Linked DNA regions of Homo sapiens: region 1 is linked to region 2. A link is an interaction called in ENCODE POLR2A ChIA-PET data of the cell type or tissue named here. Cell type or tissue: A673. All regions are shown on one strand.

Evidence for each region. Peaks named below come from ENCODE experiments on the same cell type or tissue, not always from the same donor. Only the 100,000 strongest peaks of a DNase experiment are listed, where the experiment ranks them.
Region 1: POLR2A ChIA-PET joins it to region 2 with 17 read pairs; 3 of 35 experiments call an interaction of 5 or more read pairs at or near these places.

Annotation. Positions count from the first base shown.
Region 1 is chr7:55,473,847-55,477,846 of GRCh38, reverse strand. All of the region lies in intron 4 of VOPP1 (VOPP1 WW domain binding protein), which reads left to right. Among named protein-coding and RNA genes, the nearest start is that of VOPP1, 97 kb to the left of the region's middle. In A673, no CTCF peak of the experiment used is centred here; a DNase peak (open chromatin) is centred at 1,606.
Region 2 is chr7:55,639,323-55,643,322 of GRCh38, reverse strand. No RefSeq gene overlaps it. Among named protein-coding and RNA genes, the nearest start is that of VOPP1-DT, 69 kb to the right of the region's middle. In A673, a CTCF peak has its summit at 1,949 (motif pointing left); DNase peaks (open chromatin) are centred at 1,312 and 1,892; H3K27ac peaks cover 1,253 bases.

The sequences.
Region 1 (4,000 bases), 170 kb after region 2:
CTGTAGCCTCTCCAGCGTGGTCACCAATTTTTTAACCTAAGGGTTCATGTTCTTGACAAGTACACAGTTTATTCATTTTCTATCCGTTCTCTTTTATATTCCAAATACCTCTCCATCTCCATGTTCAAATATTTCAATCCCGTCCCACCAGTTCCTGGTAGGATCCATCACTGTGTCTATGAACACGAAGATACCGATTAGACTGGATGCAGGTGCTGGTGTTTCTGGTTCTGCAGCGTGAGTGGCCACATTGCAAACATAGCCTGGCTGCCTCTCTTCTACAAAGACCACACTCCCGCCCCTCCCTCACCTGCAGCAGGGGGTTGGGATCCTCCCCTCGACAGGAGCCACGGCCTTGGCACAGGCTTGCTGAGTGGGGCAGCCAGTCACTCCTGTCATATCAGAAACAGGTGTGTCTCAGGAAACCCATGCACACCCAGCACAATCTGGCAGCGCCAAAGTCCAGATCCAAGTCGCCACTCGTCCCCCCTTCAGTCACTCCTCCCGTGTATTTATGGAACGTCTGCCACATGCAAGGTGCCGTTCTGGGCTCTCAGGGAACCAGGGTGAGTGATGCTCTGTCCTCGTGTTCAGAAGGCTCAGAAAATCATACCATACTAGGCAACTGCTGCATACTCATGGACGTGCCTTGTTCTGGGTACCAGAGGACAGGGGTGCCTGCTCAGCTGGGAAGGCAGTGACAGGCAGCAAGAGGGGGCTGCCTGGTGATTCTGAGCTGAGACTGAAAGATACATGGCAATTAGCCAGACCAGAGGCTAGGAGGTGCCTGGCATGAGGTGGTCACAGGCATTCCAGGAGACACGGTTTGCATGGTGAAAGCCTGGGATATGTTATCTAGTGAGGGCCCAGAGAGGGCAGACCGGATCCAGGCAGTGTGGTTACTGCTGGAGATGGAGAATAGGGCAGGCGGTGAGACACAAGGCTCTGAAGTGGGCAGGAGCCCATCATAGCAGGCCCTGTCCCTCTGGAGAGCCCACCGTCCCATGAGTGATTGGTGGGGAGGAATGTAGGGCCAAGCCTGCCACAGCTTGGGTGGCAGGAACGAGCTCTGCCCCTGGTGCCCTGTGTTGAGGCTCCTGCCCATGGCTGGAGGAGCAGCTGGGCCAGAGGGGACAGAGCAGGGAAGCCAGGGCATGGCTGGAGAGGAGGAGAGGTGAGACCAGAGACCCACGTGCCCTGAGTTTGGAGGGGCTGACTAAAATGGTGTGGGGATCCTGGTGTAACTGGAACGCTGTCAGGAGTCAGGCCCCTGGGCCCCTGGCCTCTGTCCCTCCTGGGCCACATACTCTGTCAGCTGCCTCTCCTTCTCCCTGCATTTCCACCCCTCCCTCTGCGGCCTGCCGGACTCTTTTGCATCCCCAGGAAAGATTGGCCCAGCCCCCCCGCCCACCCCCCCGACACGCCACTGGCCAGTCAGCTGGGCTAGAGAGGTGGCAGGTCCTGCTAAGAATACAGGCTGCCTGGCCATCCCCCTGGCACCCGTGGGGCTGGGCCAGCTCACTGAGAAGGGGTGATTGTCAGTTAACATCACAGCGTGTCCTCCCAGTCTTTGCTGAGCCTGGAGCTCCCTTTCAAACCATGCCAAGACTCCCACTGAGGAGGAGATGATGACGTTCAAAGTAAAATGACTCCAGCATTGTCCAGAGACAGATGACATGCCAAGGGTGTGAGTGCAGCCCGGCTGGGAGGCTGGCTGTGGTGGCCTTTAATTCTTAGACGGCGCTCCACACGGGCCCGTGATGCCCCCAGTCTCCTGTGGCTCTCCCATCCCACCCTTGCCTGAACTTCTTCCCCCACTTCACCATCCTGTTTCAAGAGACGCCTGTCATCATAGGGAGAGTCTGACTTTCTGGTTCACTACTGGGTTCAAGTCCTGGTGCTGCTCTAGCGGTAGCGTGACCTTGGTGAGGCACTCACTCTGGCAGAGCCTCTGTTCTCCCACCCAATCCCCATCCCATGCCATTCCCCACCGTGCACACACGGCACAGGCTGGCCTGATGAACACTGGTGACGTGAGGGGCAGCCATGGTTTTACTCACCTCTCCTTACCCTTTCTACCCCATCTTGTGGAGAAAGTCTTTCTGCAACCCCAGCCTCTTCCTAGAATGTTTTGTGTGTTTTCTTTAACCCAACCATCAACCACAAACCAGAACTGAAGGGCTCCTCCCAGGGCACACCCTGTGTAGGGAAGGGAGGGGTGGTGGAGTCCCCTTGCTCCTGGCTGTCACCTCTGTGCAGATTGTCCCCACCACACCGAATCCTGCACCAGTGGGCCTGTCGCTCCTTGTCACTATTTTGGCTCCCATCTGTGACTGTAACGCACTGCTCCCTTCGTCCTTGAGGCTTTTGGTCAGTTCTCCTGTTGCCCTTTCCCACATCCCTGTCAGCAAATGAATCACCTGGACCTGCTTCGCCCGGCAGTGGAGGCTGCCGGCCATGTTCACCCACCGCTCCGCCAAACCTGTGGTGGCCGAGTCCCTTGCTGTGCTTTTCAGGGCCACACCCCACATGGCTCTGCCCACTCGGCCCACTGTCTCGGGTGCCTTCCTGTGCACCAGCTCCCAGCTAGTAGGCTCCAAGTGCTTTACCAGAGGCCATTACCCTCACCGAGCTGTGTTCTCCCCGAAAGTTCTCTCTGTCCTGTGTCTGTCCCTACCCCTGCCCATATGCGCAAGCGTTTCCATCCTTACAAAGGCACCTTCTCTTGCCCTGCGTGCCTTCCAGCTGCCACCCGTCCCCTCCTACAGTCTTCACCCACACCCTGGACTGTTTCTCCCTACTGCAGCAGGGACCTGTGTCTACCATGGTGTGAAACTGTAGAGAAAGAGCACGGGAACCCCAAGGCTACAGCCGTGCTTATTTCCATCTCTCTTCAGCTGGGGAGAGAACATCACTTCTTCCTGAAAATTCTCCCACCCCTTGCTGCCCTGGCTCCTGGTGCACCACCTCCTGCCGCATCTTCCCATTGCCTATGCATCCTTCTCATCAGCCTTAGACACTTCATGCTCCTCTCCTGGCCTCAGTGCTGCTCCTTCCTGCAGCCTTCTCCTGGACATGCCCATGTTTCCACCACCACCTTCCCACAGGAGGCTCCAGCTCCAGAGCTGCCTCCGCCCTCTCCAGTCCAGCAGGGACTTTTTCATCTGCCCCGCCCTTGTCCTGGTGCTGCTGTAGCAGTAGTGTGACCTTGGTAAGGCGCTAATTCTTGCAGAGCCCCTGTTCTCCTGTATTGCCCTGCCTGTTGGGGGGCCCTTATTGTGAGCAGAACCTAGGGCCTTTTCTTCTCAGCCCTTGTCTCCCACGCTGTGCGCTCCCCATCGAGTCAATCCCAGGCCAGTCATTGCCGACAGCCCTCAGTGCCTCATTCTCTCTTCTCCATTTTTTCTCTAATATTCAGAAGCCTTCATAATGTCTTGCTTAGACTGTTGCAATGCCCTCTTTTTAAAAATCCTTGGTTTTTTAATTGTATAACATATAGCAGGATCCAGATCTAAATAAAACATAATCTCTGCCCTTGCGAAACTCATGGTAATGGCAGTAAGTCGACTTCTAAATAGAACACACCCAAGGCAGCGGGTGAGATGCATCAGAGCAGCGCAGGTGGCATCTGTGGGACCACACGGCATCTCACTCAGGTGGTGTCTGTGGGACGGCACAGATGCAGGGCGAGGCAGCCTCTCACACAGGGTGGCATCTGTGCTGAGTGCCCTCCTGGCAGTTGAGAGCGCTCAGTGAGAGACAGTGCAGGCCTGGCCTGTGCTTCTGTTCTACATGCTCTCCTTCCGCACATGCGCAGATTCCCATGGTCTGACTTATGTGGGCTTTGGGACATCTTGTGTACCTTGATGGGCATGTTTCTAGAGTCAGAACTATATCACACTGTGTCAGGGGGAGAATTGCAAAAAAAGAAAAAAAACCCTACACAATATTCACACAGGGGCAGCTTCTTTGACACTTGAGTGTCTCCCTGAGCTAAAGG
Region 2 (4,000 bases):
CTGCAAACCTAGTGAGGTGTATGTAGTGAAATATTAGACGTACTCTCTAACATAACACTCTTAACAAGAAAGATTTTTAAATGCATAATTTAAAAAATCTATAAATAAGCATGTTTAAGGACTTCATTACATACTTTACAATTTGGTAAACACTTGCATTTAATTAATACTTACATTCACTGAATTAACACTATTATCAACTCATCAGTAACATTTTTAGAATCATCTTTTAAGCATGTGCTTATAAACACTTTACAGTGAGCCACGTTCACTCACTGATGTAACAATTTTCAGAACAAAGCTTTTAAAATGCATGGAAAGAGGCTGGGCGCGGTGGCTCACACCTGTAATCCCAGCACTTGGGGAGGCTGAGGCGGGAAGATCACCTGAGGTCAGAAGTTCGAGACTAGCCTGGCCAATATGGTGAAACCCTGTCTCTACTAAAAGTACAAAGAAAATTAGCCGAGCCTGGTGGCATCCACCTGTAGTCCCGGCTACTTGGGAGGCCGAGGCAGGAGAATCACTTGAACCTGGGGGGCACAGGAAGTTGAAGTGAGCCAAGATTGCACCATTGCACTCCTGCCTGGGTGGCAGAGTGAGACTCCATCTCAAAAAATATATATATAAATAAAATAAAATGCGTGGTAAGAAAAATCTTTAAAGAACCATGTTTAAACACTTTATTACATACATTCCAGTTTGATAATACTTGCATTCACTGAATTAACATAGTCACCAACTCATTTTATCAATGACACACTTAGATCATCTTTTAGCCATGTGTCTACTAACTATTCCCTACATAGTATTACATCCACTCACTGAAATAACACTCTTCATTACAAAGCTCTTAAAATGAATAACAAAAGCATCTTTTAAAACATGTTTAAACACATTATTGCATACTTTATAATGTGGTAAGCACTTGCATTCAATGAGTTAACATAGTAACCAACTCATCTAATAAATAACATTATTAGAATTATCTTTAATGTAAGTGTCTACAACCTCACACACATATCCACTTACTAAAAGAACAGTCTTCACAACAAAGATTTTAAGAGGTTTATTTAAAGGTATTCTTTAAATAAACATATTTAAACATTTTATTATATATTTGCAATTGGTAAACACTTGAAATCACTAAATTAATACATTTACAAATTCATTTTTCCAGCAACATCTTAGAAATATCTTTTAAGTATGTGTCTACAAATACCTTACTACATGTTACTCATTTAACACCCTTCACAGTAAAGCTTTCAAAATTCATAAGGGCAGTGACATCACCAAAAAGGCTGAGTAGAAGCAAGCTGGTTTCCACTTCCTGACCCACAGGAAATCTTAAACAAATGCACAGCACCAAGATTATCATCAGCAATATCACAGAACTCAAATATGTGAATAAGATAGTTACTGAAATAATGGAGAAGTGAAAAAATCCATGCAGACATAAAAGAGTAAGACTTTTATATTCCTGACATCCTAGCACAAATCTGCCAGACACCAAGTGTGCAGATAATTTTTCACTATTAAATCTTACTAGACCAAAAAAAAAAAAAAAAAAAAGATGAAGAAGAAGATTAAGGAAGACAACCAGCTTTCCCATCATCTTGGGATTCCAGGCAGAAGACACCCACAAGAAGTATAGCCAGTGCCTTAAGGGAGAAAAACTCCTGAGGACACCCAGAAACAAAGAGATTAGGTTGCAACTAGTATCCCCAGCCTGGGAAATTTAGTTATTTAGCCAAAGGAGATGCCAAATCACAGTGGCTGTTCAGTAACACCATGCTGTAGGAGCTATGTTTCATAGGTTCTCAGACCATAAATCCCTAGCTAGCCTTGCCAAGCTTCCCTGGTATTCCCTTTAGGACTTCCCTCATCTGGCACAAGAAGTGCTCTGAATGGTTGCTAGAGCTGAGGCAAACCTGGGATTAAGGTGCCATCTAGTGCCATAAAGGAGGTAGTGACATAGCAAAAAGGATATTCAAGGTAAATTGCAAACAATCTCTAACACACCCGATAGAAAATTAAACAAGCCAGACAGAGAAGATTCGAATGAATAACTAATCCTTTAATGCAGAGACGTAGATGTACATTCATAAGAAAAAACAGCAAACAAAAAAACCATAATCTTCCCGAGTGGACAAAGCAAGAAGCCACTGGCCAACACTAACTAAACAGTGATAGGTGGGCTCTCTGATCAAGAATCCAAAATAGTATTTTTTTTTTTGAGACAGAGTCTTGCTCTTGTCACCCAGACTGGAGTGCAATGGCACGATCTCGGCTCACTGCAACCTCTGCCTCCCAGGTTCAAGTGATTCTCCTCCCTCAGCCTCCCGAGTAGCTGGGATTACAGGTGCCCGCCACCATACCCTGCTAACTTTTGTATTTTTTTAGTAGAGACGGAGTTTCACCATGTTAGCAAGGCTGGTCTCGAACTCCTGACCTCGTGATCTGCCCGCCTCAGTCTCCCAAAGTGCTGGGATTACAGGCGTGAGCCACTGCACCCAGCCCCAAAGTAGTATTTTTAAGGAAATTCAGTGATATACAAAATAATACAGAAAAGCAATTAAGAAATTTATCAGATAAATTTAAGGAAAAAGATTGAAATGATTTTTTAAAAACATCAAACGGAAATCCTAAAACTAAGAAGTACATCTGCTGAACAAAAATTCATGAGAGGCTCTCAATGGCAGATGCATCAAGCAGAGAAAGAAATCAGTGAGCTTAAAGACAGGCTAATGGAAAATACACAGACGAGATAAAAGAATGAAAAGTAATAAAGCATGCCTATAAGATATAGACAATCACATTGAAATAGTAAATCTAAGAATTACTGGTGTTCAAGAGGAAGCTGAGCAAAAGCAAGGAATGGAAAGTTTATTCAAAGAGGCAGGGTGCAGTGGCTCATGCCTGTAATCCCAGCACTTTGGGAGGCTGAGACAGGTGGATCACTGAAGGTCAGGAGTTCCAGACCAGCCTGACCAACATGGTGAAACCTTGTCTCTATTAAAAATACAAAAATTCACCGGATGTGGTGGTACGCAGCTGTAATCCCAGATACCTGGGAGGCTGAAGCAAAATAATTGCTTGAACTTGGGAGTCAGAGGTTGCAGTGAGCTGAGATCATGCCACTGCATTCCAGCCTGGGTGACAGAGTGAGACTCCTTCTCAGAAAAGAAAAAGGGAAAAAAAGAAAGTCTATTCAAAGAAATAATAACAGAAAACTTTCCAAAACTTGAGAAAGACATAAATCTCCAAGTATAAGAAGGTCAGAGATCACCAGACAGAGTAAAGCCAAATAAGATTACCCTAGGGCATAGGATAATAAAACCCTCAAAGGCCTAAGACAAATAAACTACTAAAAGCAGCAAGGGAAAATAAGTGAATAATATAAAGGAGCTCCAATCTGACTGGCAGCAGACTTCTAAATGGCAACTGTCCAACCCAGGAGAAAGTGGGAGTACATGTAAAGTGCTGAAAGACTAAAATTGTCAACTGTGAATACTGTAACCAGCAAAGCTATCCTTCAAACATGAAGGGGAGATAGTGTTTCTCAGACAAACAAAAGTTAAGAGAATGCATCTCATCAGACCCATCTCACAAGAAATGCCAAAGAAATTTCTTCAGTCTGAAAAGAGAAAAACGCAAATGTGCAAAAAAGAAAACATCTAAAGTTATAAAACTCATTGGTAAAAATAAGCCAACAGACAAACTCAAAATTTTGTAACTGTAGTATGCAGTCCACTTATCACTTTAGTGTGATGACTAAAAGACAAATCTATGAAAAACAAAAGTATCTACAGAAACCTGTTAAGAGAGAAGAAATACAAAGATACATAAAGTGACACAATGAAATTCAAAATGGGGAGAAGATGAAGTGTAGAGCTTTCTTAGTTTATATTATTTTCTTTGTGATCAAAGTCATCACTTTAAGATATTTTTGTAATCTTCATAATCACAGAGCAAAATTTTCTAATAAATACACTGAAAATAA